6 separate regions of the Mus musculus genome follow, and regions 1, 3, 4, 5 and 6 are each linked to region 2. A link is a loop called in an ENCODE intact Hi-C map of the cell type or tissue named here. Cell type or tissue: heart. All regions are shown on one strand.

Region 1 (5,000 bases), 180 kb after region 2:
TAACCCAAATGCCTTTGCTTTAGCTCTTTTTTCTGCCAGGCTGTTTTCCCTTCTCCCGCTACCACCCAACTCGCGCTCACCCCCTTGACTTCCCTTGATTTCCTTGGAGTCTTCCTTAAAAAGACTCCATCTCAGCTGAAGCCTGTTGTGGCCACCCTGTCTGAAGCCTGATTGCCTCCAGGAACACATGCTCCCAGAAGCAGCTGGAGTATCTGCTCCGTCCGTTTGACCTCTGCATCCCTCAGGTGCACTCCTGTGAAGCAATACCACAGGCACAGAGAGCTTCCTCTGCTTTGCTCGTTTGTGTCCCCACAACAGCACCTGCTCCACAGGAGATGCTCAATACATACTCCATGGATTTTCAAGGGCACCCAAGTAAGTCAGATCCACTCGCTGGTCCATCCTCTGGTCCTCGTGAGACTCAAGCAGGCACAGCCACGGGGAAGCTTGCTTCTGACACTGAGTCACTCAGTAACTCCAGCAAATGTTTTCATTGCTCACGTCGTTCTTTTGTTTTCCAGAAAGGACTTTATGTATTTGGTTTGGGTGGGCAGGGTTTCATAGAGCTCAAGCTGACGATGTAGCTGAGAAATGCCTTGAGCTCCTACCTTCTTTACCTCCCAAGTTCTAGGATTACAGACCAGCACCATCGCTGGCTCCCAGAAAGAATTTCTGTAGAGCTTACAGACCCCAGCAAGGAAAGAGACAGAAGCAAAGAAGAAAGAGTCAAAGAAAAGAATCTGGACTGTGCTTAGCCAGTGGATCTCCACCTTCCTAAGGCTTCGACCCTTAATACAGTTCCTCATGTTCTGGTGACCCCCTCCCCCAACCATAAAATTATTCTCATGGCTACTTCATAACTGTAATTTTGTTACTGTTATTAATTAATGTAAATAGCCATTCTCCAATGGTCTTAGACAACCACTGTGAAAGGCTGGTTCGAGGGTCACAACCCATAGGTAGACAACCACTGTGCCAGGCCCTATTGGAGGCTTATCAGATCAGACTCTCCCCTGGTCTAGACTGGCTGGTCAGATGCCACGTCTGTAGACATAAATGCACAGGAGGACTTCCCCAGGAAGTGGTGCTTGGGCAGTAGTCATCCAAAGGCCCAGCAGCCTGCAGATGAGTGGCCTGTTCAGACACTGTCCAGGAACATATTTTGACCATCTCCACTTACATTCTTTGGAAGTGACGTCACCTGAGACTCACAGGTTTTAATCTTCCTTGTTCACAATTGCCTCCAGCTCTGACTCTGCCAACCAGGCTCCAGGCCCTCTATGATGGCTGGATCCCTTTCAGTCACTTTGCATATAATGACACACCTCCGCACTGCCTTCTGTTTACAAACGCTGTGACACAACACCCACTTGTTAAAAGGAAATTATTTGCTCAGAAAAGATTCTCTCAGTAGTATGTCTGACCCCCCAACCAAGCAATAAAAATGATTGGAAGAAGGCAAATAAAAGATTGGGGGGGGGGGTTACAGAGGAAAGTGTTCATTAAATGGGGACTAAATGGCCTGGCAGCCTGGGCAAAGGTTCAAGAGTCAGTCACTGCCACTAATGACAAAATGCCCACTGCAACTTACAGAACTCTCTGTGGCAATGTGAGGTCGTACACTTGGAAAAGGATCTTGCAGTTTTTCACAAAACAAAATATCCACTGGCTATAAAACTCGGCAGTATATTCCTGAGAGCTACCCTAAGGGAATGCTGGCCAGACGACATCCACAGCCTGTTACTCATAGCAGCTCCAAACCAAAACAACACAACAACCCATTAACACGTGATGGAAAACTGGTACCTGCTTCCTGGGAAATCTCTGACACACTGGTGAACATGATAGCAGCAACAACACAGCTGATGACAGGTGGAAGCGAAGAAACCAGATACGAAAAGGTAAATACTGTGTAGTTCTTAAGAAATAGGATGTTCTTAGGAAAAGCTGTTTAGTCAATAGCGCTAAAAGTCAGGGAGCATAGCTACTTCAAAAGGAAGAAATCAATTGGAAGGGAGCCCACGGAGATCTCCATTTAGCTGTAAAATGCTTCCTTGTTGGTCTGTCCCCCGCCTCTCCCCCACCCCCAGCCCCCGCCACGCACACAGACACACATTTTGTACAGGTTTGAAGTTACAGCCTTCAAGCATTCCACTGAGGTACTCAAACTTTAATGTCTGTGTGGTGGTCTCATAGATGTGGACATCAAATTTGCACGGTAATTAACAGAATATGATTCTGTGAACATCCATGGTCGGCAAGCTTTCCTAATACTGTACTTCTAGAGAAACACTGGCTCCTGGGTAGCTAGCTCCCTAGGGACCTCATATTTCTGGCTTTCTTTGGGAGGGGTGGCTTTTCACCCAGTCCCAAACATGCCTAGGGGTAATCTCTCAATATCAGCTACAGCTGCCCGAGTGGGTGGGCTGCATAGCTCCAGCCCGCACGATTCCAGCAGAGAGTAGGTTTGCCTGTCAACACCTTGCATTTGACGTTATCTATTGCCTCAGGCTTGCAGTGAGGCTAATGCCTAATATTAAATGGCTGTCGCGGGGAGGATCTAAATTACCCCATAGGTCATTGCGTGTTTTGCATATGGGTCCGTGTGGGTCCTAAAAGTCATTCTGGGGCATTCGGGAGGACAATCGGCGCCCTGGATGGACCAGCACATCATTGTTGAAGCCGCGAGCGAAACGGGCAGCGCGGTCTCTTTAAGAGACGCCAGGAATGTATCCAAACAGACAGTGCGCGCAGCGCACGTGACTCACAGCTGATTTCCGGCCCCGCCCCCTTCTCCGGCCCGCGCCGCCGAAGAGTCAGTTCGCTGCGGCCCGCGGTCCCCAGTGTCGGCGCGCGCGATGGCGCACGCTACCCCGCCGAGCGCACTGGAGCAGGGCGGCCCCATCCGCGTGGAGCACGACCGCCAACGCCGCCAGTTCTCCGTGCGCCTCAACGGTACCGAGCTGCCTTTGTTTGCGCGCGCGCGGGCGGGACGGGGCGGGACCTGCGGGCGGACGGACAGATGGATCCCGGGGCGGGAGGGCTCCCGAACCCCCCGACTGGCACCGCCGGAGCGCGTCTGCCCGGGCAGCCCGCACCTGCTAGCGCAGCCGGCCTCCGACATCGCGGACGGAGGGCTGCCACCCTGGGTCCCAGAGAGCAGGTCACTGGTGGCCTGCCACCCCCACCCCCCGGGTGTTCGGTTGCTTCCTGCCGCCGTGGAGGAGCCTGCAGGGGCCTGGGGCATAACCTAGGGAATATGTGGCCTGGAGGAGGAGGCGGGTAGGTGATTCTGAGACTTTGGCCAGTTTGTCTAGTCAATGTGTGCATCGGTCTCCCGGAATCTGCAATGGGGATAGCTGGAGTGCAAACCGCTTTGGATGAGATGCTGTGGCAGTAAAAGTTCAGAATGACACATTTGGTGCACAGCAAGTGCTGATAAACATAGATAAATGGCTACTTTTCAACAGATAGAGAAGTCAAAGCCTCATCTGTAGCGTTTGTACCAGCAGACCGACACTCCTCCCATTGATTCTAGGGCTGGAAAAGATTGTGGAATATGGGACCTTGAGCTCTCTGTAGCCCACTCCTCCCAGCTGGGCCCTCTGGGGAGACCCGACTTAGCCACTGCCCATATTATTTTGATTGGAAGGATGCACCACTTGAGTGTGGTCGGCCAGTAGGTAGGTTGTAAGCAGTCAAGCATACGCAGCCTATCCTGACTTCCTGAGCCAACCTTCTGTGACCTGCACTTGGAGGCCAGGTCTCCCGTTTGTGCCACCTAACCACCGTGGGGGCAGCTATCACTTCCTGTGTTGTGACATACCGCCCCACTTACAGATGAGTAAACTGAGGCTGGGAGTGCAGGAAATGGGACCTGCCCAGCTTTAACAAGACCAGAGGCATATTCAAATCAGGGCCCAGCTGCCCCTTGCCCTATTCTTTCCGTAGAGAAACAAGTCCTGCTGTCATGCTGATGGTAGCTCAGCTGACTGTGACACTTGGCCCTGATCCCTTGAGAGGCCTTATCTGAGGGTTTGTTTGTTTTTTGTTTCTTTTTTCTTCAGATCCTCTTTTCTGAAGTTTTCTTAGTTCCAGTGAGGCTTTTAGTTCCTGGGGACTGTGGAGGCACATCAGATCCATAAAGAGAAAGGCAGAAGCCTTAGGCTTCTCTCTCTTTCTTTCTTTCTTTCTTTCTTTCTTTCTTTCTTTCTTTCTTTCTTTCTTTCTTTCTTTCTTTCTTTCTCTCTCTCTTTCTTTTCCAAATGGGTCCAGTCAAAAGGACAGTACTCTTGAGAGCTGGCTATGAACAAATGATATCCTTAAACTTAACCGTTCTGCAATCTGCTGCCCCGTTGACAGAGAGACAGAATTGCTAGAGGCGGGCAACCTCGCCTCGGCTCCTCCTGTACAGCCTGGGCCAACAGTTTACTGAGTACCTACTATTTACCCAGGACTTGTAGGGCTGCCAGTCTAAAGAAGGAGATGGGTCTCAGATGAATTGCATAATATCTCATAAAACCAAGGCCTTGGGAGGCGTGGTCAGGCAGAAGGAAGGGTCTATTGGGGCAGAGCCACTGTTTGGCATTAAGTTCCAAGCAGGTGGTATTTAAGTAGAGACCTGAAAGAGACAAGAAACAGCTGTAGCTGTGAAGAAAGGCACTGTGTGAAAGAAACCTTTGAGAGCAAAGGCCCTGCAGTACCCATTGTGTGTTTCAGAGCAGCCAGGAGTGGTGCAGGCATAGAAGAGCGTGACAGGTAGGATAAGGCTAAGAGGTCAAGGAGGCAAATAATATAGGAACCAGAAATGTGAGCTTGGGTGTGGCTTCAACCTTCAGTGCTGTGGGGTCCTGAAATGCCTTGTAAAGAGGACAGATGCCATGGACCAGGAACCCTAAGGCTGTGCTGATGGGAAGCGCACTGTGGGGTATGACAGTGGGGAGCTGGGTGCTGCACAAGTCCAAGCAGTGTGATCAGGGGTGTGAAGAAACGTCTAAGTC
Region 2 (5,000 bases):
GCTTTTCACCATGAAGGGATAATGGATTTTGTAAAGAGGCCTTTCTGAATCTGTTGGGATGACCATGTGATGTGATTTATGTCCTTGAGACCACCTGTGTATAATAGTTACTCATTTACAGGTATGAGAGCACTCCTGAGCCTCTGATATAAGTTCAGCTTTATCCTGGCAATTCTTTTCATGTGTTATTGGATTCAGTTTGCAAACATTTTCTTTAGCCTCTTTTAGTCTAATTCATCAGTGAAACTGGTCTGTCACTTTCTTTCATTGTTTCATCTTTATCTGCTTTTGGTATCAGGGTATGCAAGTTTCATGAGAAGTTTGGCAATGTTTCTTTTTCTATTTTATGGAATAGTTTGAGAAGCATTGGTTTGGTTCTTCTTTGAATTACTAGTAAAAATCACCAGTGAATCTCTCAGAGACTGGACTTTTTTAGTTAGGAGATTTTTAATTGCTGCATAAACCACACTGCTTGTTATAGTAGGGGATGATTTGTTTATGCCCCCTTAATTTAATTTCAGCAGGTCATTCATGTCTAGAAATTCATTCATTTCTTTTAGATTTATCAATTTAGTGGCATGTGTTGTCCAGGTAATACCCAATGGTTTTCTGAACTTCATTGGTATCTGTTGTAATGGCTTCTTTTCATCTCTTATTTTCTTAATTTGGGTCTTCTCTCTCTTTATTTTGGTTAGTTTTGTTAATATTGTTTATCTTTCTGAAGAGCCAACTCTTTGTTTCATTGATTTTTTTTGTATTGGTTTGGTTCTACTTCATTAATTTATTCCCCTATCTTAAAGCTTTTTTTTCTCCCCATTTACTGATTTGGGTTTTTCTTGTTCTTTTTTCCAGGGCCCTCAGGTATATCAATAAGCTATTCATTTGAGATCTCTCTGACTTTTCCTTCCTTCCTTCTTTCCTTCCTCCCTCCCTCCCTCCCTCCCTCCCTCCCTCCCTCCCTCCCTCCCTCCCTTCCTTCCTTCCTATTTCTCTGTGTAGCCCTAGTTGTCCGGAAACTCACTCTGAAGACCAGATTGGCCTTGAATTTAGAGTTCCACCTGCTTCTGTCTCCCCAGCACTGGGATTAAAGGTGTGTGCCACCACCACCTGGCTTTCATTAGCATGTTTTTAAGTTTTGTATTTATGTGTAGATATGTACCTGGTTGTATGTGCACCATGTGCGTGCAGGCATTCTTGGAGGTGTCATCATCAGATTTCTTGGAGCTGGAGTTACAGGCAGTTGTGAGCCACCTTGTGGGTGCTGGGGACAGAGCCTGGGTCCTCTGCAAGAGCAGCTAGTACTGATCCATCTTTCCAGCCCCATCAAATATGTCTTTTAGATAAAATAGTTTATCACATGCTAGCATGTTAGTAATAATATAATATTCTTCTATTGGAATTTAAATTTTTGCTTAAAATTTCTAACTTTTACCCTAGCAAGATAAAACTTATATATTTTAATAATTATTTCATAGCTTAGTATTAATGAAGTAACCAAAGATGATACAACTAAATCTGTGAGATTTTAATTTTTGGTGTTCATATGCACACACCGATGGCTTCCTTAATTAGCATTATAATTCTGTGTCATCATTTAGCATTACAGCTTCTTAAATTACCTTAGATTTATTTTATTTCATGAGTCTGAATGTTTTGCCTGCATGCATGTCTATGCACCACACTTGTGCCTGGTACTCAGAGGTCAGAAGAGGGCGTTGAATGTCCTGGAACTGGAGTATCAGGTGGCTGTGGGCTGCCACGTGAGTGCTGAGTGTTAAAGCCTCGTCCTCGTCAAGAGTGACACGTGCTCTAAACGCTGAGCCAAAGTTCAGCCTCACACTTCTGTTTTAACATTGCATGATTTTAGCATCTGTCGGTTCTGCCAAAAATCATTTCCTTTCTCTTCTGTATTTCAGGCAATCAATCTCTCCTGGAGTCTAAACCCTGAGCATTCTAGATTAGGTGCCACTAGGAGACATGTAATGTGATTTGAACCCTGGCTATATTTTAGTTAAAAGATTCTTTTAAAAAAGGTTTGTTGTTATTGTTTTGTTTTTTATGCTGAATATGGTGGTGCACACCTTTAATGCCAGCACTCAAGAGGTAAAGACAAGCAGATCTATGAGTTTGAGGCCAGCCTGCTCTATAGGGCAGTTTTAGGCCAGCCAGAGACCCTTTCTCAAACCAAACCAAATTAACCAAACAAACAAGAATAAGGTCTCACAATGTTGCCCAGGTTGGTCTCAAACTCTTGGGTTCAACTCACCCTCCTATCTTGTTCTTTGGGAAAAATGAGACATTTTTAAAATATAAAATCTCTAACCTACTCATTCCTTTAAATACAGTGGAATGGATGCAACTTCAGACCATTCTCCTCTTCCAACTCAAGCATGTTTCTCAGAGCTGGTCTGGAAACTCCTTCCCAGCTCCGGTGTCCCAGCTAGATGTGGGCTATGGCACCGTGTAGGAACTTCACGAATGGATCTGAGATTGGGAGCTACACTGCTGAACCCACACGGCAGGACCCAGCAGCCAGCCTTCCGTCTGCCTCTCCCTCCCAGCCTGGCCTGGCCTGGCAGATTACTAATGCACATTTTACACTCTGTTCCTGCAGCCTTCTATAGCTCTCCCCTCCCCCCAGGGAGAGAAAGAGAGTTAATCACATGAAATAACTTACTTATGAATAAAATCTCTGGAGGGGGGGAAAAAAAAAAAAGAGGATTTAAAGTGATTTTCTAATCCCTCTTCCAAATCAGGTCTCTGAAGGGAATGAATGCGGCCAGCAGGTGGCGAGATACACAAAGCAGTGCTGATTTCCCACAGCCAGAATGCAAGGGTCTGAACTGTATTTTAACTGCAAAAGGAAATGCTAATCTAAATTAAATACCAAACTTCAATACAATTTTTTATAGAATACTAAAATCCCTCACTTATCAGTAGAACTGATTGTATTCACCTCACCAGAACACAGCCAATCTTACACTTCTGGCAATCTTACAGTAAATTAAATTCTGGCAATCTTACATTTACCAACTTGAAAATAAGACAGATAGTCTGTCCAATTTATTAACTGTACAAAATATAAAGTATCTCCCTTTGTCTTGCTGTACCTCCCCTCCCGACCGCCCCCTCCAAGCCCCATCTAACTCTAAGTGTGTTGGTGCCCTGCAGTAGGGCATACTGGGATAGAATGCTAGCATCTGTGATTGGTACCCTGCAGTGGGGCATGCTGGGACAGAATGCTAGCAGCTGTGATTGGTGCCCTGCAGTGTGCAGTGGGGCATGCTGGGACAGAATGCTAGCAGCTGTGATTGGTGCCCTGCAGTGAAGTAGGCATGCTGGGACACAGTGCTAGCATCTGTGAGACTCACATTCTAGATTTTATATTAAGCTGATGCAGTTTTGTTTTGTATTACAAACGGTGTCACTGAGTCATGGAGAGCACTTGTCAGCCTGTCACAAAAGAGCATTCAGGGGGTTGTCTGCCATGCTGCAGTTTCCCCCAAGTCCTAAGACACACCCAGTTGGCACTCACACAGTATGCGAAGTCGGTGAATGAAAACTCAGTGCTGTTGCACTGGGGACCACGTTCCCAGCACACCCAAACACCGCCAAGGGCACCAAGTACAAAAGAAACTGAAGCTGCCAAAGAGCTGCAGCCACAGCAGGGGAGCCTGGAGCAGCACCTCCACTTAAGCCAGAGTCTGTATCCATCCCCAGGACACCCTGAAGTGCCCCTTCTTGATGCAGGAAGTTGAAACTGGGAGTCTCACTTCTGCCCTTCCTTGTTAGTAAAAGAAGCAGAAGCAGAGATGGGTGCTGGGATGTCGGGCCCCAGAGCTAACTGCTCTGCTGCTTCAGGCCCAGCCAGGTCCACTGGTATATAGACCTAGTCATGCAAGAAACCACAGTTTTCTCCCATGTCATAAGAGTCTCCAGGAGGAAAAGAAAATGACAAATGGAACAATATCAGGAGAAGTGATAGGATGACACATGCTTCGTTGCTCCAAAATACTGTACATGAGACCGACAGCCGTCTGTCTCATGTACACAAAGAGATCAAACCACCTCTAAGCTTGTGGTGATTTGCATCTGACTCTTGCTGATGGTGACTTTGATAACAAGAATAAATGAGCTGTCATCTCAGCTGGGTTCTGGAGAGAAGTGTGCTGTGCTGAGCAGTTGGCTCTATGATGCTCAGCATGCCAGGAGACATATGCTGTGCTGAGCAGTTGACTTTCCAATTAGCAAATGGCCACACTCGCCAACTCACTGGCTTTCTAAAGCCCTCACCTTTGTGAGTCACTCGTGAGTTGGATCTCGCATCTGGCTGGGACGGATTCTAAAGCCACTAGTGATCAGTAGGATTAACAGACTCGTCTCGCTTAGAAGGATTGTCCCTTGTTGCATCCTAATAAATGGGATATTTACCCATGAATCGTCACAGGTCATCTGCATCCCATGTGAGTGGCACATTGAATTACAAAATGAGCGTGAAATCCATACAGGAAGCACAACCAAAAGTACCAAGTAAACAAGAGCCTGACAGACAGGACCGGTCAGCACATCTTTCAAGGTGCCTTGCCGTGTTTGTCTGGAAAACAGAGCCGACTTTGGGAAGGAATACGTACGCACTGTTGGGAGGATGGGAGCTCAGTGCTCAGCCACTGTGGAAGGAACTAATGTTAGAACTGCCTGAGCAGCACCGCCCCCGGGCGTACCCCTGGAGGTTCTGAAGGTTGTTGTGTGGTTCTCTCCCATGTCCTTTAGCGGACTTGATACTTAATGTCGATGTTTCTGGGGAACAAGTCACCCAGGGCAATACCTGTGTGTCTCTCTGTAGACCTGAGTGCCTTGCCACGCCATGGATACTTTGGGAATCCCAAGTCCCTCTGGTCCTACTAGAGACACAAAGTGGCCTCTGGTTTCACAGGACCCAGGTGCCTAGACTCACGGCTTGGAAAAACTGTGATCAGAGTCCATGTTACCTGATAGCCTCA
Region 3 (5,000 bases), 140 kb after region 2:
CACATGTCTCCTGCTCCAAATGCTTCCTTGAAAATCAAGCCTACTCTGTGCAGCTCATGGGGACCAGTGCCACCTGTCCTTCAGTTCCATGTCCTCCCGGTGCCAGTAAGTGTCCTCCCACCTGGGATCGTTTAAATTCAATTTAAATAATTCAATTAATCAAATGGAATGACTGGTTTGTAACTGAGCTTCATTAGTTATAATGATCACATTAATTAACTGAATGTAACCAGATGTTTCTCCCTGGGGAGTGACAAGATAGGTGGATAGCAGTCACATAGTGCAGGCTCCGGGCTGGCTCTTTCTCTCTGGGGCTACAATGTTGCCTGCTGCACAGTAGGTGCTCAGACAACAAAGACCATGTGCCAAGCCCTGCAGAGAGCACAGACAATGCCCCCTCCCCCTGCTGTAGAGATTCCATTTCCCGGAGGAGCCAAGGACAGTAGAGTACCATAGAAGGAGGGTTTGGGAAGTGAATGTACAAAGCAACTGCTCCATACCCAACCCGAGATGGCAGCCACTGCCACCTCCCCAAGTCAAGTTGGTACTCAAAAGAAACAGTAGTCCATGGCTCCCTCTGTACCACAGAGGGCGACTGTGGCTAACGAAACCTGGCTTGGTAGGTAACCCAGTTGCAATGGCGCAGAGCTTGGGTCATGTGGACATCTGATTTCTGGGTCCTGCCTGGTTCTGCTATCTCAAGTGCCCAGAACCCTTCTGAGCCTCTGTGAGCTTCTGGAATGCCTTATTGCCTGCTGCCCAGAGCTTGAAGCTAGGGGGTACTCTACCAAATGTAAGACTAGTGCAAATGCATACCCTCCCGTGTGCTTCCACGAGCTAGTGAAGCAATGGCTTCACAGGCCAGAGTGTGCACATGGCCCTCATGTTGTGGGCCTTGGGAAGCAGAATGGGGACAGAAGACAAACCAGGACCCTCTAGAAAGGCTGTCTTCATGGAGTGACCTCCCTGGCAGGGGTAGGGGACAGTGTAAAGACAAAGCAGATGCTGGAGTTTCCATGGGTATGAGTGGCTGGGGAGAGTCTTAGGCATCCACTCTTACCTTCCGGCTGGCAGATGGGGCAACCTGGATCCTGCTGCCTAGGTAAAGCCTTGCTCGAAAAATAAAACAGGGAAACTGCTTGAGATAGAAAAGAGGGAGCCAGGCAGCTCTCACAGCTTGGGGGGGGGGGGAGGGGGAGATGCAGGGAGGTGGGGCTAGCAGCCACATAACCAGGTGAAAAAAAGTCTTCTCCTGGCCTAGTAGCCCAGTCCCCAGCACAGAACGGGATTGTCCTGGGTTGCAGGACAACACCATAGGATGTCAGAGTGGGGCTGGCGCCACATAAGGGCTGCCTAGACTTCATAGTTCTGTAGGGACCTTACCTTCATCTAGGTCTTGTGTCCCACATCCTGCCTTCCAGGCCTCACGCAAGCCCTGCCTGACCCAGGCTCAGAGCAATCAGACCCTCCTGGTCCAGTCCCAGAGGCAGAGAAGGAACAGAAATGTTGACAGATAACAACTAAGGGAATGATGTAGATTCTTTGGGGAGGTGGTCTCTGAGCAGACCATCTCAGGGCAAAGTACTGGGGAAGGAGAGAATGACACAAAAATAAAAAGCCAGGCGGCGGGGGTGGTAGCAGGGCCAGCTACGATGGGTAGGTCACCTGGAAGGTAATAGCTATTTTTCTCATTACGGTAACAAAGTGCCTGACAGGATAGTTTAAAGGAGGAGGGTTTAACCTTTGGTCCATTTGAGGGTACAGCTCATCATGGCAGGAAAGGCACAGTGGCCAGAGCTTGAGATGGTGCATCCATGGTCAAGAGGCAACAGGAGACAGACACTGCTACCTCATCTTCCTCTTCATCCAGTCCAGGAAACTGCACCATAGAATGGTGCCACCCGAATTCAGAGTGAGGTCGTCCCACCTCAGGGAGACCAGTCTAGAAACTCCATCACTGTCATGCTTAGAGGTTCGTCTCCTGGGTGAGCCAATGGTCAGCGCTGACTGTTACAGGGAAGTTTTGAGGCAGGAGCTGCAGCACAATTCTGAGGGAGGCAACAATGCTGATATTGAACCAAAGCTGCCAGCCCTGACCTCCAGGAAGGGGTGTCCTGTAAGTGCCACGTGTCCTCCAGAAGCCATTCTAGGACAGGCCTATCTATCTGTAGTGTTTGTGCTGTTTGAGGGCTCTTGTGCAACGCCTGAAACAGAAAGGCCTCTGTGTCCATCAGTCCAGAGACATTAACTCCAAGACTAGAGATGCCTGCTGGTTCCAGCCGCTGCCTGATGGGAAACAGAGACAACGGGTACTCTGTAGGGCCCTGTTAGGTTCCTAATCTCCTGGCCCTGACTCAAGAAGTGTTAATAGGAACAAGAGGGGCCTGCCACTAAGCAAGGAGCCTGGGGTGGGACCTTCGCTGTAGCCATGGGGCCATGCTTTGAAATGTCAATGTGATCTGCACACTGGATGGTGGGCTAAGGTTTCCAAACAGTAAAAGGACCGAAACCACTATTTGCAGCACTATAAAGAGGAATGTGCTGTGAGGCACTAGGCAAATTTCAGCAAAGTGAATTATTAAGTCCTTTGGAGCCCCACGTGGTGGAGAATTGCAAATTGTTATCTGTTCTACAGAGCCTGTCTGGTCAGCCGCGGGACACTCTGTAAAGCGCGCTGCACTCTAGAAGTGGAATGGTTTGCCAGCTACAAAGCCGGCTCCCTCAGCCCTGTGTGAACAGCACTGTACCCTGCAGAATCTACAGAGGCTTGCAGGGCAGGACTAGGTCCAGGCTTTGCCGCCTCCTGGCGGCCAGGGAAAAGGCGATCTGGCCGCAACCTAGACTACTGCAAAGAAGAACCTGCGCATGCGCAAGAAGAAACGCCCGCCCACTTTAGCCTGTGGGTACTCACGGCCAGACATTGGTTCTACCTTTATGTTATTCTTCAACGAAAGTTAACCAAGTCCCTTTAAGGATTGGCAGTTTCCTCTTACAGGAATACAGTAGCAGGGCACATGTGTCCTGATGGCGTTGGGACTGGTGGGCCATTCTTTTAAATCATGCCATCCTGAGACAGGACCCACCAACACAGATCTTGGGGGAAAGAACCAACCTATGTCTAAAGGCGAGAGGCTCCGTGAAACTGTGAACCTGGGAAACTACTGCACAGAGGTGAAGGAAGAGTGGTGACAGAGGCCCCATGGGTTCTGGACTCTCCCAGGCACACCAAGGCCCTGCTGTCAAACTGTGTGGGCTGACTCTCCCCATGGCCCACCTGTGCCTGAAGTTACACTCCAGTCTTCTGACTTGGGCATGAGCACATGAGTCCTTCCTAGCCAGGAGTAACCCTCCAGAGAACTGTGGCTGAGTGCCTGTGTTTGTCAAGCTAGGAGAAGCAGTCACTAGATCCTGATGACCTCATAGAGTAGTGTATGGACACAGGTCCTTTAGGATATTGTCCTGAATCCACCAGTGCCTGAGATGACACATTCCTGCTTACAGGAGAACAGGGGTAACGGGGCCTATGCAAGTCTTCCAGGCAACAGCTCAAGAAGCACAGAGCCATGCTGACCTACCAAGGGCATTTATACCAAGTCGCATCCTCAGAGCCTTCTTGTAGGCATCACTACCTGCCCTCGGCCTCAGCTGGCTCTGACTACGTGTTAGGGAGCTCTCTGGGCACATTCTCTCAGCTTACAGCTGAGATAGCAGTGCAAACAATGTGGAGCCTGCTGCTTCCTACCCGGTCATCTCTACTTCGGGGACCATCACTTGGATGAGTGAGTCAGGTTGCCTCTACAGGGGCCTAGCCTAGGTGGCCATGGAATGAAGCACCTCAGCCCAGCACCTTGAGAGCACCTGTGGCCTGTGGCCAAGTCTGAGGCCCTGGTGGGCTGGCAGCCTCCAGGCCCTAGCTATATTGTCCCGGCATGGTCCCAGAGTAAGGATTCCGCCTAGGGCTCCACAACTCCCCAAGAAAGAGCAGGCTTGCCACAGTCAGTCTCACACGATTTTTTTTTTTTTTTTTAATTAAAACAGCAATAGGTTCCTGCCCAGGAAAAGGCTGGAAGAGGCAGGCCTTTCTTCACAAAAATAGATTTTCTTCTTTTTTTTTAAAAACACCACCAAAGTAAACCTATTAGCTTCCAAGAGCTGGTCACACCTGGAGAGTTGTTACAGCTCCCTCGTGGCTTTGAGCCAAGAGCTTGAGCCATCCTTGCAGACTCCAGTCCGAGCACTGGGCGGCTGTGAGCCTGCTGGCACCCAGGGTTAAGTGGTCAGCTCCAAACCATGCAAGAAAACCCAGCAATACCCACAAAGCAAAAGGCAACAGGAATAATAGTTCAAAGGGAAAGGCAGATACCACTAAAGGTGGTAACCAGAGGCTGTCTGAGGACAGTGTGTCCCTCAGAGACCATTGGCCAGTGCTGGGGGGAAGGCCTTGGGAAGCTCAGTACGTCTCTCAGGAAAGTCTTAGGAGATTCATCCCCATAGTGTGTCCTCAGCACCTGAGACAGGATAGAGATGTCCCTGATCCAGGCCACAGTGTACGAAGTCCATTCATTCAGTTGTGATTTAAAATATATATACAACCTGCATGGCATCCAGGACAGTACCAAGGCTATGGCCTGTCCAGAGAGACACCAGCTGCCTGCTCTTCAGAAGCGACAGCGTTTGCCGGGGTACACAGGCCCTGTCAGATTCATCCCTTGGGTAGAGGCCTGAGACCCTGGGAGCAGCAACAGCAGAGGCACTGTGGGGCACATATGGCCTGGCTGGGAGCCCCTGAGGTCTGGTTCTTTGGCACTTGGGACAGCTAGTTGCAGAGACCGACAGGAACAACCCCTTAATTTCTCAAATGCCCAGGAACAGAATGGCAGTAGCTTATGGCTGTAGGTAAGTGCTGCCCCAGCACGGATGTATGGATGCTGGCAGACCAGTGGGGTCCTGGGCCAGTCCCTATGAATCCTCTCCCAGGATCTCCTTCACAAAGGCAGCAA
Region 4 (5,000 bases), 170 kb after region 2:
CCTCTGCCATATGAAGAAACACAAGGGATACTTACCTCTTAGGTATATTTCTTTTAACCTTCTGTATTTAAATGGCCACCATTTTGAAATATCACATGATAATTCATACGTGTGACATGACACTACCTGTACAACAGCATATGCCATTTTCACAGCCCTACCTACTGTGTGGTGGTCCTTCATGCAGACTCCTTCTGAGGCAAGCTGTAGAGAGCAGCACCACACTTGGCTCCTGGCTTCCACAGTGCACAGTAGGCACTCACTGAACACTCAGAACATACACCTCCCAAGGAGGTGTGCATTTTCATGGGCACAGAACAGAACAGAAAGCAAAGGATTGCCAGGCAGTTGTGGCACACACCTTTAATGCCAACACTTGGGAGGCAGAGGCAGGCAAAGCTCCGAGAGTTCAAAGCCAGTCTAGGGAAAAAAAGAAAGAAAGAAAAAAGAAAAGAAAGAAAGAAGGAAGGAAGGAAGAAAGAAAGAAAGGAAGAAAGAGAAGCAAGCAGAGGATGGAGACACATGACCACTGCAATGACAGGGTTGTTCTTCAAACTCCCGTCTGACAGATCATGGAGCCTTCACCTGCCTTTTTCTGCCCCTGCTCTCATTAAAATGCATCACAGTTGTCTTCTGAGCCACACAGTTTTCTCTGAGTTTCTTCTATGGCTTTCTAGAAAGACAATAGCTCTTTACCCTTGGATCTGGACTACCCAGGCCCTTACAGGGATGTGTAGAGCTCTCTGGACACAGTGGGAAATATTTCCAGGCTAAGAGGTGTCCAACATGGTCCTTCCTGTATGGGACACAGAACACAAGCAATTATTGTCACCTGTTTCCTGCTGGGTCTCACAAGTTCACACCTCAGTGATGCTGACATAGTTGGAAATTCTTCTTCCAGATGAGGAAACCAAGACACAAGCATCTTCCTTGGGTCTCATGTCAGGGAGGGAGCAGGCCAGATTCTAACCCAAATGATTGAGGATGGCTCAAAGTATCAGGTAGGGCTTTATACCAGAGTTCGTATCCTGTTGTTCGGAATCCAGAAATACAAGGATGTTCTTATTGCCAGGATTTGGTGAGAGGCAATGAAAAACAGAGACCAGCAACTTGCCCATGGTCACACATCCAAGAGGAGAGGCAGATGTGCATTACCTCTGCATTAACTATACCATGGGGGCAGTTCCAGATCCATCTGCACAGGGCTGTCTTCCAACCTAAGCCACAAAGCAACAGAGAGTTCTTGAGCCAATCATTTGTCTCTGTCACATGTGCATGCCTCTGTGTGTGTGTGTGTGTGTGTGTGTGTGTGTGTGTGTGTGTGTGTGTGTGTGTGTGGTGTGTGTGTGTGTGTGTTGGGAGATAGGATCCTAAGATGTAGGCCAGGCTAGCCTTGAATTCTTGATTCTCATGCTTTAGCTGAACTACTGCTTGGACAGGGCTTTGCCCCCCGCACCCCACCCCATTCCACCCCCGCGCCCCAACCACAGCATCATTGCTTCTGCTCCCTCTCAGTCACTCCCAAGTTGCCTGACTCCTTCCACAGCTTAGCCGCTGCCGGGAAGTTTTGGCACCTTGCGAGGGGGGAAACCAGAACACCTAGCAGGCCTTCTCATAGGGCCACTGGGACCATCATCAGGATCACCACTGCTTTTTTCGGGATGATAGCTGCCTTATTGCCTTCACAGCTTAGCTTGCCACCTGCTCAGCTGTCACTGCCACTGCTGTTCCGCTGCCTCTTGCTGCCTCTCTTCTCCCGCCGTCTCTAATACAGTCACCATTTGCTGCTGTCTCCGCTTATTTAAGTGTTGCCAGCTCAGCCCACACTACTGAAAGCAGGGGCTAAGAGAACACCTGAGGGAAACTTTTACTGGGTCCTATTGTAATACCAGGAATGATGAATAGCACAGAAGACTGTCTAGAGAGCCTGAGCAGCCTGTAGGTAGTTGAGCCAATCGGAGCCGTTTGTTTGGACCAATCACAGACTTTTCCCTTAGCAGCAGCCTCAGCAGTCCTTCAGCTAGATCACTGGGGAAATTGCGCCCCTTCTGGACAGAATGATAATAGTTGCACGGTCACGTGGCGCTCAGCAAGCGTCTTAAGCTAACAGAGTCTGGTACAGGGGTCAAGTTGTACTTCAGCAGAATGTTTATCTGTCGTGCAGAAAGCCCCAGATTCAATTCCTAGCACCCGGTATTGTGCCACATGCCTGTACTCCTGGCACTTGGGAGGTGGAGGCCAGGGAGATCAGAAATTCAAGGGTATATTCCTCTGCAAATAAGTTTGAGGCTTTCCTGAGCTAGGGACCCTGTCTCAAAAAGAAAGGGGGGTGGGGGCTGGTACAAACTGTCTCAGACATCCTTGGCGGACCTTCAAGAACCAAGGCGGTCAGCCATGCTTTTTTCATAACTTGTTCTGAGTGTCTGTGGAGTATCCAAGATAGCTGGTGCTAGCACAGGGTAGTCTGGTTGACTGTTAGACTGACTGTCCTTTCACTCAAAGCAGCAAGGGTGAGTCCAACTGCAGCTACTTAGCCTCATTGCCCACCCCAGTTACTTTGCTCATTTATAGAAGTGAACATCAGCGGGGAAAAAATACGCTTACAATCTTGTCTTAGGTAGGGTTACTATTGCTGTGATAAAACATCATGACCAAAACCAAGTTAGAAACTAAAGCTTTATTTTGCTTACACTTCCACATCACTGTTCAGGGCAGGAACCTGGAGGCAGGAGCTGATGCAGAAACCATGGATCAGTGCAGCTTACTGGCAGCCTGCTTTCATATAGAACCCAGGCCAGAGATGGCACCACCCACAGTGGGCTGGCCCTTCTCCATCAATCCAAAAAAAAAGCCTTATGGGCTTAACTGCCTGCAGCCTGATTTTCTGGGGGCACTCTCTCAGGTGACTCTGGCTTGTGTCAAGTTGACATAAAAGCTAGCTGTAGCAAACCTAGCCTTGAGTATATTAACATTAAGAAGCAATTTTAATGTTTGTTTGTTTTGTTTTGTTTTTTGTTTTCTGAGACAGGGTTTCTCTGTGTAGCCCTGGCTGTCCTGGAGCTCACTTTGTAGACCAGTCTGGCCTCGAACTCAGAAATCCACCTGCCTCTGCCTCCCAAGTGCTGGGATCAAAGGCGTTCGCCACCACCACCCAGCACAATTTTAATGTCTTAACAATGCTTACAGCGCCCAGGGAGTCCAGGGGTCTGTCCACTGGTCTGTCTAACTTGCAGGAAGTCAGATATGTGGACCCCTTTGTAACAGAGCTGAGTCTTTGTTTCCCATGGTGGGAAGCCATGGGATGTTGTCTAAAATGGACAAAGACGGAAGGAGAACAGAAGCCGTGTGTGTACACAGGAAGGGAAGGAAGGGAGAGTTCAGAGTTCCAGGGTAAGAACTTGATCCGTTTGGCTCCTTGCTTACCTCTCACGGAAAAAGCCCGCCGGTGATAGATGCAGACTCTGTCTCTGCAGAGAGCAGGCTGGGGGCCATGGCTGCTGGTTGCTGTGGTGCTGGTATACTGCCTTCTGACATATAGCACCGTGTGCCTGCCATGCTTTAATACAAATAAAGAAGGTACTGCAGGGGACAATGAAAAGGCCACTCACTGTGCATAAGACTCAGGGCAAATGTAGAGGAAGAAAGGGAGGCTAAGGAGTAAATTTTAAAAAAACACAACAAATTAGAATCTAGGGTCACTCTTAAACCCCACCCATGAACTAAGGGCTCACAGAAGAGCCACGGGCCTCTCAGCAGAGCTATATGGGTGAAGATACCATCACTACTTTGGCTTTTGTACCTTGAGCCACTGTGACCACTGGTACCCACCTAGTCATACTTCCAGACAGTTAGCTATCCCACGCATAGTGCTGGCTGCATCCCAGTACCAAGGTAGGCTAGGAGACAGCCTATCCCTTGTACCCAGTTTCTCCAGGGCAGCATACTGCTGAGAGGAATCTGGGCCAGGCAGGCAGAAGGAGCTGGCCTAAGGGTTACACCCCTTAACTTTACCTGAGAGCATGGCCTTGGGTCTAAATTACAAGGAATAGACCTTTATGGCCAGGCCTTGGAGGTCTGTGAGCTCCCACAAGGATATCAGGCCAGAGAGCAAGCTAGCCATACCCCCAGGCCATGTCACAGATCTGTTCTTGGGAGTGAGTACCTACCTCCCCACCCAGGCAAACAGTAAAGGAGACGTGGTATCAAATGCTAGGGTTTCTCTGAGCATCTCCCATTGCCTGTGCAAAGAGGAAGCCTTGACACCTCTATCTGTTTGCCCAGTGCACCAGCCCTGGGCCTCTCTTGCCTGGAACCCAGGTCTCAGGCAACACCCTGTGCACCCACACTGTGTTTCTGGTGTGAAGTTGCCTTCCTTGAGTTGGGGAAGAGATGTGTTTGCACACTTGGCCTTCAGCTGCATATGGGTCTGAGAGAATTTGTCTAGATAGGGGTCTGGTGAGAGACCCTCAACAAGTAAATTTCCTCTCCTGGGACCCAGGCCTTGGATGGGTTGAGACCTTTGCCAGCTGAGTACATTTGTCGGGCCTTGGGTACCGAGAGCAGTGCCTGCTTAGCCCTTGAGATTTACACCGTCCTGAGTCTGAGTTTATTTGTTGTGCCGAGAGCTATTCTGAGCCTGAGTTTATTAGTTGTACTGAGGGATTTGAGAGCTAAGAACTGGCTGGCCTTAAGAACAAATGATGTGCCTACCCCTCTGGGCAGAGCCACACCTCAAGGGAGGGGCTAGTTCCAGAGCAGTAGAAGGGCCGCTGAGATAACAGGGAGGAGTCCTACAGAGGCTGGGAGGGAGCCGGGCTAGCAGGAGTCCTTCGGTGGCTAGTCAGACACTCCCCTTCACCAACCAGTCTCTCCTCCACCGAAGCCAGAGGAGAGGTTACCACAGGCTATGGCAGGTGGGGCTGCCTGGTAGACACAGGAAAGAGCTGCTGCTCAGTCATGACAGTTGTATGTGCACATGCATATATACATGCATGCATGTG
Region 5 (5,000 bases), 48 kb after region 2:
CAGTAAGGAGTGCAGAGCTCCCAGCGGCCTTTGTAACAAAAGCATCCTGCTGAATAAGTGGACGGCAAATGCACCCAGCCTGCGAACAGTTCAGCACACTGCTAGAGGCAAGGGTAGGGACCAAAGCCAATCTGTGAGCCCACAGGATAGCCTAGGACCCACGTCTGTGCCCTGTTGGCTCATCCCTTCCCCTGTTGACCCTGAAAACAAGCACTGGACCTATGCATAGTGTATCATGAATAGGGAAAGACTCTGTCCTCTTGATGCTTCTGAGAGAGAGGGAGGGGCAGGGAGGGAGGGAGGGAGAGAGAGAGAGGATTTCAGAATAAGGCCACCAGTGCAGAAGGCACGGCGCAGAAGGAGCTATATAGCCACACATGGTGCAGAGAGCCAGAATTAAGAGACAAGAAGTGAGGTTCCATCCAGGCAGATGCTAAAGCAAACAAAGGCTCTGAGACCAGGATGGACTGCACAGTGCATAGTATGAGAAGGGGTGGGGGTGGGGCAGGAAGGGGCCCATTGGGAGGGCAACTTGGTGCCCTGCCTTTGGACACATGAACCACGCTCAGTCTCCCAGATCAAATCCACAATTGGAGTTTAGCTTGCTCATCTCCACCCCCGAAGTCCTTCCCAGGCTGGGGGGGGGGGACCAGGAAAGAACATGAAAGTGGGGAGATCCACAGAAGGTAAGGAAGGGGTGTCACAAGCACCTGTCCCCTCGGCGTTACTTTGTCCAGTGCCACGATGGTACTGCTCTAGACAACTGCTGTTAAAGATGAGACCTGGGAACCCCACCCTTCAAAGGTGAAAAGTGGGTCCCCTCAAACTGTTCCTGCTCTACCTGTCACCAACCTCAATACTAAGCTTTCTGCAGCCCTTCCAGCACCACAGCTGCCTGCATACACAGCGGGGTGGTGACTACATCAGCTTGTGGCAGCCCACAGTGCTGGCCATTAGGCCAGATCACAGCCCTTGACAGCTATGACACCCTAGTGGTCCTCCTAGGGTCTCTCTGGGCCTAGGATCTGGTGCCCCCTTAGGGCCACTGACCACGCTGCCATCTTTTCAGAGTGTATTATAGGATGCCACCACCCTTTTACAGAACCTGAGGCTTAGGAGGCAAGCACCGTGCCCACAGCCTTGGCATAGCAGGGGTCGGGATCCGGGGCTCAAGAACTGCAAGGAGAGAGACCCAGAGTCACTGGCAGAAATCCGTGCCACAGGCTTGGCTTAGCACCACTTCCTACAGGAAGCCTTCTCAGACTGTGTGCCTCTCAGTTAGGGAGCTAACTGATGCCACGTGGAGGCAGGAGCTGCCAAGTGCCTGAGTTGGTGCCTCAGGCCCTGGTGTTTCCCTCCTGCTGACCCAGCCCATAAGCCTAGACTTCAAGAAAGTGGTCAATCTGAAGGGAACATGGGCTTCACTAGCAGGTCTCTGTCCTGAAAGCCCCAAGGAAACAATCCTGCTTGGCTCAAGGGGAGTGAGAGCTTCGCTCTGGCCTCTCAACAGCCTTGGCAGTCACTTCTGGGAAAGGGAAATCTCCATTCCGAGGCGCCTGGCTCTAAGCAGGCTGGTCAGTTCATACCTGGGCTGTGAGTCTGGGTGAAGCCATGGGACACCCTCTGGAGCAGCTGGTGAGGCTCTCAAGTGAATAAGGCTGCTCCTGCCTGCCCTCCTGCCACCTGCTGCACCTTTCAGGGAAGATGCTAGGCTGGGGGCTGGGGGTGGTGGTAGGGCCTTTCTACATCAGCTCCTGGTTGTAGCCTGCTCTAGGCCACTCACTTTCATCTCAAAGGCATAGTATATGTGATGAACCTTTGTCTTGGGTTTCAGATCTTTTCTTTAAAAAAAAATCTATGTCTGAGTCTTCTATGTGCATATATGGTGCATGCCAGAAGAAAGCGTCAGATCCCATTACAGATGGCTGTGAGCCACCATATGGTTGCTGGGAATTGAACTCAGGACCTCTGGAAGAACAGCCAGTGCTCTTTACCAGCTGAGCCATCTCTCCAGCCAATGTTCACATCTTTAAAATGGACCTAAGCAAACTGCCTCTCAACCACAGCAATTGGAGCATTAATGGCATTGCTCTGTGCTAAGTGCCTAGGGCATCTTTGAGTGCACAGCAGATGGCATGCACTGCCATTGATATATGTAGCATCTTCACTGTCACATGGCCTGAGGCATGGTGCATGCTCTTCTAGAACATTCCCCAAGATCAGGCCAAGGGCTTGGAAGCGGGGAAACTTATTCAGAAGATGGCAGGGAAGCATACACAAGGAATTTGAGCCAGGGTGGCAGCATAGCCAGTGGCCCCAAGGGGGCACCAGACACTAGGCCCAGGGAGACCCTAAGGGGACCTCCAGGGTACCATAGGTGTCAAGGGCTGTGATCTGGCCTAATAGTAAGTACTGTGGGCTGCCACAAGCTAGTGCACTCGCCCCACAGCTGTGCATGCAGGCAGCTGTGGTGCTAGAGAGGCTGTGGGATGGAGCCTGAGAATCACTTGGCACAGCCAACAGCTCTTGACTCATAGAGAGGTCAACATATCTGTGTGCAACTGTCAACACGCGTGCAATCTGTCTGCTTTTGCATGTGCATGAGCAGATCTGCTCACGCTGGTGGTGCCGTGCACACCGGGACTCTGTGTCTGCTCTTGTGTGTACACATGGTCGTGAACACATACACCTTGTTCAGGGCTAGGCAGTAGGGCAGATGCACACACCCAACCCAAGCGATGCTGCAGGGTAGGAGAGAGATGGTGTGGTCACCTTGGCAACAGGCAGTATCTGGCTAGTCTGGGACAGCTTTGGTTCAAAAGAAAAAAAAGGGGGGGGGAATCCAAAAAGAGGCTTCATGAAAAAAAAAAAGGGAATTGGGGGTGGGGGTTTATCCCAGCAGCCCCAGACCAAGTGGACCTAGCTGAGTCCCTAGGTATAGAGTCCTTTCAGAGGCTTGGAAAGCCCACTCGGGTACAGCCAACAGGGGTTAAGTGTCCTAGGGTAATGCTACTGGAGGAGAAGGGGGCATGCTCTCAGGGTTACTGAGCCCCAGAAGGCACTTGGCACTCTGTAAACACAGGCATGCTGGGCCGTGCCTGCACAAAAGTCACCAGCTCTGACAATTAACGCACTAATTGCACATGCTGTCCACAGCCAGTGCATTAGCCCAGATCATGTGGTGATTTATTCACGAGAGCTTCCATCTCCTGTCTGCCCCCAGCTTCTAGCCTCAGCTGCCTCTCTGCTGGGCGAGGAGGCTGGCAGGGAGCAGACACTTCCCCAGCCTTGCTTGAAAACCTTGCGTGCTGTTTATGTTCCATCAGATAAGAGTGCTCAGGACGAGACCTCCGGAGAGCCACTCCCAGCAGACAGTGGCAGCTGTAACCTCCAGTCTGCCAGCGACAGCTGGGAAATGCCTCTTCTCCAGTCTGAGGAAGTGGGGTTTCTGAGGTAGCCACTGCTCAAGAGCCCGTGGCTGCAATCTTCAGCACAGTAATTGAAATGGCCCCAGACTGCTACCCTGCGTGCAGAGCACGGCCTGCAGGGAGATTCAGAAGCTACCCTCCCTTGATAGAAGAGGAAACTGCTATTCAGAGATGCCAAAGGACTCACTCAGAGCTAGACAGATTGTAAGTGTCAGAGCGTGTGGCTTTAGAGCCAGTGTCATTAAGGTCCTGTCCTTTAGCCTCTCTAGCTCAGTTCTGAGGGGTTGGTGCCATTAGGACACTTTAAAGACCAGGAAACTGAGGCTCCGAGAGCTAGAGATTTGCTGTGAGGTCACACAGATAGGAGAGGAAGTAGACACGTGACTTTGATGAACAGTGTGCTTCCCATGCAGGCTCTGGATAACACCCACCCCCCCCCCACCCCCAACTGTGACCCCAGGGCTAAAGTCTCCAAAGCACCTGATTGCAGCGTCAAAGGAGCTGTGCCAGGGATGTGAGAATAGCTCAAGGTGGTCAGCGCACTGCTGCCCAAGTCACACCCAGGGAGGGTGCCCACCCCTGTGCCTCTGAATACCCCATCCACCAGCCCTGGAGGCTAGCTTAGTTAGCTGTGACTACCAGACCCAGGACAAAAGTATGCAGGACCCCCAAGTCAGAGCAGCAACTTCAGGTGGTAATCACAGTTACCATTCTCAAAAGACAGGCCCCTCCCTCATCCAGGCTAGCACGGGACCTGCAAAGCAGCATTAGCTTAGAGAGTGGACCGAGGCCCCCACATGCTCCCTAGAGCACCCTGAGGGCCTCTGTGGAGATGCATGGGAATGCCAGGTCACTCTTACTGGGCCATAATCACCTTGTTTGTGAGGCACCAACTCTGTCTTTGAGGGCTAAGGTAGACATGAGGACTGACCATCATGCACACTGTTCACAGAGCAGGAGGCAGAGCAGGCAGCACATTTTGGAGATCAACCCTGGAATACCTTGGCTGTGTAACCTTAGGTCCCCAGTCACCCCTCTCTCAGCCTGTCTTCCTGTCTGCTGAAGATTCCTCCCAGGGCTCTGACAGACAAGGAGTCTGAGTTTTGCAGTCCCCATCACTGTAGTGGGCACCTCTGAATGACTTCAGCTCCTGTCTACCTCCCACGGTTCTAGAGTAGCTACAAGCTAGACCTGGTAGAGGCCCAGGTATAGCAGTGGACATCTGGGACTGGCTACTTAGGCCCACAACCTAGCTGTTCCTGTTCCACACAGCAAGGGAGGGCAGAGCACACTGTGGAGATGACTCTGCCACCTCGTGGAGAGATTCCAACCACTCCCCAACCTACACCAAACCCCAAATGCTCTCTGGGCTAGTTCACAGCTTTTACTCCACGCTCTGCTGCTTGGCCATAGAAAGATCTCTAGCAGGTCGCTCGCTATACCTCTCCTGCCTCAGTTTCCCCAAGCCGAAATTGGGCATGATTGTAGTGAGGACCTCCAGGTTCATAAGGAGGTTAGTGTTGAGCCTGGCAAAGAGAACTATCACCATCTTTATGCCAACTGCCATCATTT
Region 6 (5,000 bases), 390 kb after region 2:
GGCACTAAGGTTTGAAATGCAGTTGAGCATACAGACCAGCACATCCCTTGAACTAGGGACCCCAAGGTAGGGCAGAGCCTGGTGAGAAAAGTGGAGGCGCAGGGATTTCCCAGCCCCCCCACCCCCCACTTTTCCCTCTCTCGCCCGCCTAAGAGTTAAAGAAAACAAAACCTGGCCCTGAATGTCCCTCAGCCGAGCCGGGCTACACACCAAAAATGAAAGAAAAGAGGCCAAGAGCGAAAGGCAGATAGGTCGGAGGACCCCACTGAGCCCAAGGGACACCGGGAGAGATATCAGGGGTTCAGAGACCAGGAGCCCGAAAGCGCACGGCACGGCGCGGGGCGCAGCCCGACACCCCAACCAGGCACACCCGAGCAGCGCGGCGCTCGCAGGGCAGAGGCGGCCCGATGTGGCCCGCCTGAGCCGCCGGCGCCCCCGCCGCCGCACCTTGTGGAAGGCGAAGAGCTCCTGCTTAAGCTTCTCGCGCTGCGGGTCGGCGCCCTGCCGCCGGAACCGAAACTTCATCATCTTGCGCCCGCCTCCGCCACCGCCGCGGGATGCGCCCGGCCCCGCCGGTCCTGAGGCGCGGGGCGGGGCCTGCACGGAGGCGCGGGACGCCACGGACGCCCGCCCGACCCACGACGTGAGCGTGCCCGCCGTGCCGTGCCGCCCCTTGCTCGCCAGACAATGGGCGAGGACGGGGCCCCCGGGCTCGCCGGGCTCGCCGGGGGGGGGGGGCAGTCACGCATGCGCAATGGTGCGGGGCCTGCTGGGACTTGTAGTCCGAAGGTGGGTCCCAACCGTGGGAAGCTGGGCTGTGGTTTGCTAAAGGTTGTTTTCCACTCACGACTGAGCTAACAACATTCTAATAATTCCAGGGACAATTCTCTAGCCCCTCCCGGTCCCACTTCCCCCATCTTTGCCGTTGTTATCTAGTTTGTGTGGCCAGTTTTCACGGATCACTACTTTGCCTATTCCTCCGGTGTGTATTCCACACCACGCTTTTTGTCTCAACTATTATCGAAGAACCCCTCTCTAGGAGCCCGCGATGGTTGTGCATAACTTTAATTCTGGCAATCAGGTGGCAAGCAGAGGCAGGCAGATCTCTCTGAGTTCCAGGCCAGTCAAAAGCTACATTGTAAAACTATGTCTCAAAAAAAAAAAAGAAAATCTCAATTCCTTGAGAGTTATTATTCATGACCCAACACAAAGAACTTCGGTTTGCACCGGCTCAGAAGATCCTTGAGAGGGACGCGAGGCAAAGAAAAGGGGCGGAGGGCTGCAGGAGGTGGCAGGCACGTAGGGCTGAACAGGAGCGGGCTGGATACAGCTTCTCCCCTTGTTTCCCCCATCCCTACAGGGAACTCCGAGAACAAAGCTGCGCCCCGCCCCCGCTTTCTTCCTGTCCCACCCACCTCCCGAGACTTTTCTCTTCTGGACAATGGCCTCTAGGCTGAACCTTTTCCTGCTAGCTGAGGGACTCAGTGTTGGGAGAGATCCCAGGAGTTTAAGCGGGCCAAGCCCCTGTCCTCCCATCTTTGTCAAGAGAGGAGGCGTTGACCCTTAACCCTCAGGCAGCTGCACTGCAGCAACAGGGACCTAGCTACCTCCAAACTGCCCACGACCAGCGTTGCTCAACCCGCCCTGGGAGTTGGGGCTCAGGACTCACAGCTCTTTCCCGAGCTGTAGCTAAAGTGGTTGGCTAGACAGCAAAGGGCCCCTCCTGATCTCAACACGCTTAATGATTTTAAGAGCTCACTGAGAGAGGCACAGATACCACACAATTTTAAAGTGATATCACCCCAGATGCACAGAGGAAGAAACAGTGGCAGCCAACACAGACCAAGATCAGCCCCACACAAGTCATGATCAGAAGCAACTCAGAGGCCTAGGCTACAGTCCTTGTGCTACCCCATGTTGGATTTCAACCTTGCAAATGCTCAGGACATGCTCTACCTCAGCACCAGCTTTCTCTACCCTCATCTCTGCAGTAAAAGTTTATTAGGTTACCCAAGTAACCAATCCCCAGAAATTTTACACTGCAGTCACAAAAACAAAACAAACAAACAAAAAACCCCAAACACCAGACAACAAAACAGCAACAAATAACTTCTGTTGTTTGATAGCCAATAAGAATGACTTTTACCGGGCAGTGGTGGCATACGCCTTTAATCCCAGCACTTGGGAGGCAGAAGCAGGCAGATTTCTGAGTTCGAGGTCAGCCTGGCCTCCAGAGTGAGTTCCAGGACAGCCAAGGCTACACAGAGAAACCCTGTCTCAAAAAACAAAACAACAACAAAAAAGAATGACTTTTAAGGGGCTAGAGAGATGGCTCAGTGGTTAAGAGCACTGACTGCTCTTCCAGAGGTCTTGAGTTCAGATCCCAGCAACCACATGGTGGCTCATGAGATCAGATGTCCTCTTTTGGTGTGCCTGAAGACACAGTGTACTTATATATAATAAATAAATAGATCTTTGCGGGGAAGTGGTGGCACACGCCTTTAAAAAAAAAGAAAAAGAAAAGGAATGACTTTTAAGGCTGGAGAGATGGCTCAGCAGTAAGGAACACAGGAATACAGGATGCTCTTTGAGGTCCTGAGATCAATTGCAAGTAACCATTTGGCTGCTCAAAACCATCTATGTCTATAATGTGATCTGATGCCCTCTTCTGGCATGTAAGTGAAAATGCAGGTGGAGCACTCATACATTAAATAAATATATCTTTTATATCTTTTTTTTTTTTTTTTTTTTTGAGACAGGGTTCCTCTGTGTATAGCCCTGGCTGTCCTGGAACTCACTTTGTAGACCAGGATGGCCTTGAACTCAGAAATCTGCCTGCCTCTGCCTCCCAAGTGCTGGGATTAAAGGAGTGCTCCATCATCACCCAGCAAATGAATATTTAAAAACAAAACAAAAAAAGCCGTGCTGGAGAGATGGATCAGAGAATAAAGGCACTGGCTGTTCTTCCAGAGGTCCTGAGTTCAATTCCCAGAATACACACAGTGGCTCAGAACCATCTGTAATGGGATCTAATACCCTCTTCTGGTGTTTGAAGACAGTGACGGTGTACTCATATACATAAAAATGAATAGAGAAATGTAAAAAATAAAAATAAAAAATGATGGGCTGGAGAGATGGTTCAAAGGTTAAGAGCACTGACTGCTCTTCCAGAGGATCGGAGTTTAATTCCCAGCATCCACATGGTGGCTCACAACCATCTACCAAAAGCAGATAGAGCACTCACTAAATACATATAAAATAAAAAAAATTTAAAAATACATAAAAAGTAAGGTTGATTTTTGTTTGTTTGTTTGTTTCATTTTTTTGAGACAGGGTTTCTCTGTGTAGCCGTGGCTGTTCTGGAACTCACTTTGTAAACCAGGCTGGCCTGGAACTCAGAAATCCACCTGCCTCTGTCTCCCAAGTGCTGGGATTAAAGGCATGTGCCACCACTGCCCGACTGCATTTTTTTTCTCAATGAAATTTCTTCCTTTCAGAGAACTTTTGTGTTCAGTTGACATAAAATTAGCCAGTACAATCCCAATTTTTAAAAATAGATTTTGAGTTTTGGTGTCTTATTGTTTGTTTCTCTGGTGGCAGGGTTTCTCTGTGTAGCCCTGGCTGCTCTGGCTGGAACTCATTCTGTAGAACAGACGGGGCTAATTTACCTAAATGCTGGCCAATTTTAACTTTAGTAAGTTTTTTGTTTTTGTTTTTGTTTTTGTTTTTTTTAATGTTCTTGGATATGCAGTGGTGGCACACGCCTTTAATCCCAGTTCTTGGGAGGCTGAGGCAGGTAGATTTCTGAGTTCAAGGCCAGCCTGGTCTACAAAGTGAGTTCCAGGACAGCGAGGGCTACACAGAGAAACCCTGTCTCAGAAAAAAAAAATATATATATATATATCTTGGGCTGAAGAGATGGCTCAGAGGTTAAGAAAACTGCTTTTCCAGAGGTCCTGCTTTCAAGTACCAGCAACCATATGGTGGCTCACAACCATCTGTAATGACATCAGGTGCCCTCTTCTGGCCCACAGGATACATGCAGGTAGAACACTATCCATAATAAATAACTAAATCTTTTTTTTTTTTTTAAATGTCCCCCTATCCTCACTCTTTCTTTCTGATGTATGGGTGCATTGTTCTACACCTGCATGCTAGAAGAGGGCATCAGACAGATGCCCTTATAGATGGTCATAAGCCACCATGTTGTTTGTAGTGGCTATTCCTGGTTGTCAACTTGACTGTATCTGGAATGAACTACAATCCAGAATTGGAAGGCTCCCCAGTGATTCAAATCTGGAGGCTGGGAGAGAGAAGTTTCTGACCCGGATCTTGGTATGGAGATCTTGAGGCAGAGTGGCTATGAATTCCAGAAGATTAAGACAGTGAGAGCTCCGAGTTCAAGGTCATCTGGGATTAAAGGTGTGGTGGCACACACCTATAAGCTGGGCTACACCTTCTGCTGGAGGCCATATAAGGATATTGGAAAAAAGAAGGCTCACTCTCTCTCTCACTCTTCTTCGCCTGCTTGCCTTGTTGGACTGAGCAACTGCTAGATCCTTGGACTTCCATTCACAGCTGCGGCTGATCATTCTTGGGAGTTGGACTGCAGACTGTAAGTTATCAACAACTTCTTTTACTATATAGAGGCTAAGCCATAAGTTCTGTGACTCTAGAGAACCCTGACTAATACCTGGTTGCTGGGAATTGAACTCAGTACCTCTCTGGAAGAGCAGCCAGTGCTATTGACCATTAAGCCAGCTAGGCAGCCCCTCTTTAGTGGATTTTTAAATCTGAGAAGCCTATGTTCATTGCCTTCATATTCTGACTAGAAACACAAACATAACCAGCTGCCCAGGCTCTGACTTCCTCGTCTTCCCCATCACAATGGGCTGTGCCTTGATTTGTGAGCTAGAAAGCACTTTCTTTAAATTGAATACATTTCTATAAAAGGTAAGAAAAAGATGTGGTAAGTGCCTTCTATCCTGTGTCCTTAGGAA

Evidence for each region. A loop is a pair of places that touch in the nucleus more often than their neighbours do. Peaks named below come from ENCODE experiments on the same cell type or tissue, not always from the same donor. Only the 100,000 strongest peaks of a DNase experiment are listed, where the experiment ranks them.
Region 1: it touches region 2 in a loop (3-fold over the local background); 11 of 42 quality-filtered maps call a loop at or near these places.
Region 3: it touches region 2 in a loop (7-fold over the local background); 22 of 42 quality-filtered maps call a loop at or near these places.
Region 4: it touches region 2 in a loop (7-fold over the local background); 12 of 42 quality-filtered maps call a loop at or near these places.
Region 5: it touches region 2 in a loop (2.0-fold over the local background); 6 of 42 quality-filtered maps call a loop at or near these places.
Region 6: a loop joins it to region 2, with 7 times the contacts of the local background. A loop is called at or near these places in 6 of 42 quality-filtered maps.

The regions. Positions count from the first base shown.
Region 1 is chr11:60,911,584-60,916,583 of GRCm38, reverse strand. It overlaps Natd1 (N-acetyltransferase domain containing 1), which reads left to right and starts at 2,792. Exons shown (of 3, transcript NM_025294.5): 1 at 2,792-2,955. The coding sequence starts at 2,859. It overlaps Gm39830 (a long non-coding RNA gene), which reads right to left and starts at 651. Exons shown (of 2, transcript XR_879908.2): 1 at 351-651. In heart, no CTCF peak of the experiment used is centred here; a DNase peak (open chromatin) is centred at 2,753; H3K4me3 peaks cover 2,453 bases; H3K27ac peaks cover 2,477 bases.
Region 2 is chr11:61,089,623-61,094,622 of GRCm38, reverse strand. No RefSeq gene overlaps it. Among named protein-coding and RNA genes, the nearest start is that of Tnfrsf13b, 35 kb to the left of the region's middle. In heart, a CTCF peak has its summit at 2,787 (motif pointing right); no DNase peak of the experiment used is centred here.
Region 3 is chr11:60,951,807-60,956,806 of GRCm38, reverse strand. Map2k3 (mitogen-activated protein kinase kinase 3) reads right to left here. Exons shown (of 12, transcript NM_008928.5): 12 at 3,996-5,000. The coding sequence ends at 4,960. Among named protein-coding and RNA genes, the nearest start is that of Map2k3, 22 kb to the right of the region's middle. In heart, a CTCF peak has its summit at 2,800 (motif pointing left); DNase peaks (open chromatin) are centred at 2,136 and 2,796; H3K27ac peaks cover 562 bases.
Region 4 is chr11:60,924,488-60,929,487 of GRCm38, reverse strand. The region is part of intron 1 of Map2k3os (mitogen-activated protein kinase kinase 3, opposite strand); the gene reads left to right. Among named protein-coding and RNA genes, the nearest start is that of Map2k3os, 4.9 kb to the left of the region's middle. In heart, a CTCF peak has its summit at 2,045; a DNase peak (open chromatin) is centred at 1,997; H3K4me3 peaks cover 802 bases; H3K27ac peaks cover 1,147 bases.
Region 5 is chr11:61,041,216-61,046,215 of GRCm38, reverse strand. The region is part of intron 1 of Kcnj12 (potassium inwardly-rectifying channel, subfamily J, member 12); the gene reads right to left. Among named protein-coding and RNA genes, the nearest start is that of Kcnj12, 21 kb to the right of the region's middle. In heart, CTCF peaks have their summits at 2,369 (motif pointing right) and 4,747 (motif pointing left); a DNase peak (open chromatin) is centred at 2,435; H3K4me3 peaks cover 462 bases; H3K27ac peaks cover 1,040 bases; H3K27me3 peaks cover 387 bases.
Region 6 is chr11:60,695,389-60,700,388 of GRCm38, reverse strand. It overlaps Llgl1 (LLGL1 scribble cell polarity complex component), which reads right to left and starts at 689. Exons shown (of 21, transcript NM_001159404.2): 1 at 448-689. The coding sequence starts at 528. In heart, CTCF peaks have their summits at 2,669 (motif pointing left) and 4,019 (motif pointing left); DNase peaks (open chromatin) are centred at 648 and 1,418; H3K4me3 peaks cover 1,883 bases; H3K27ac peaks cover 2,076 bases.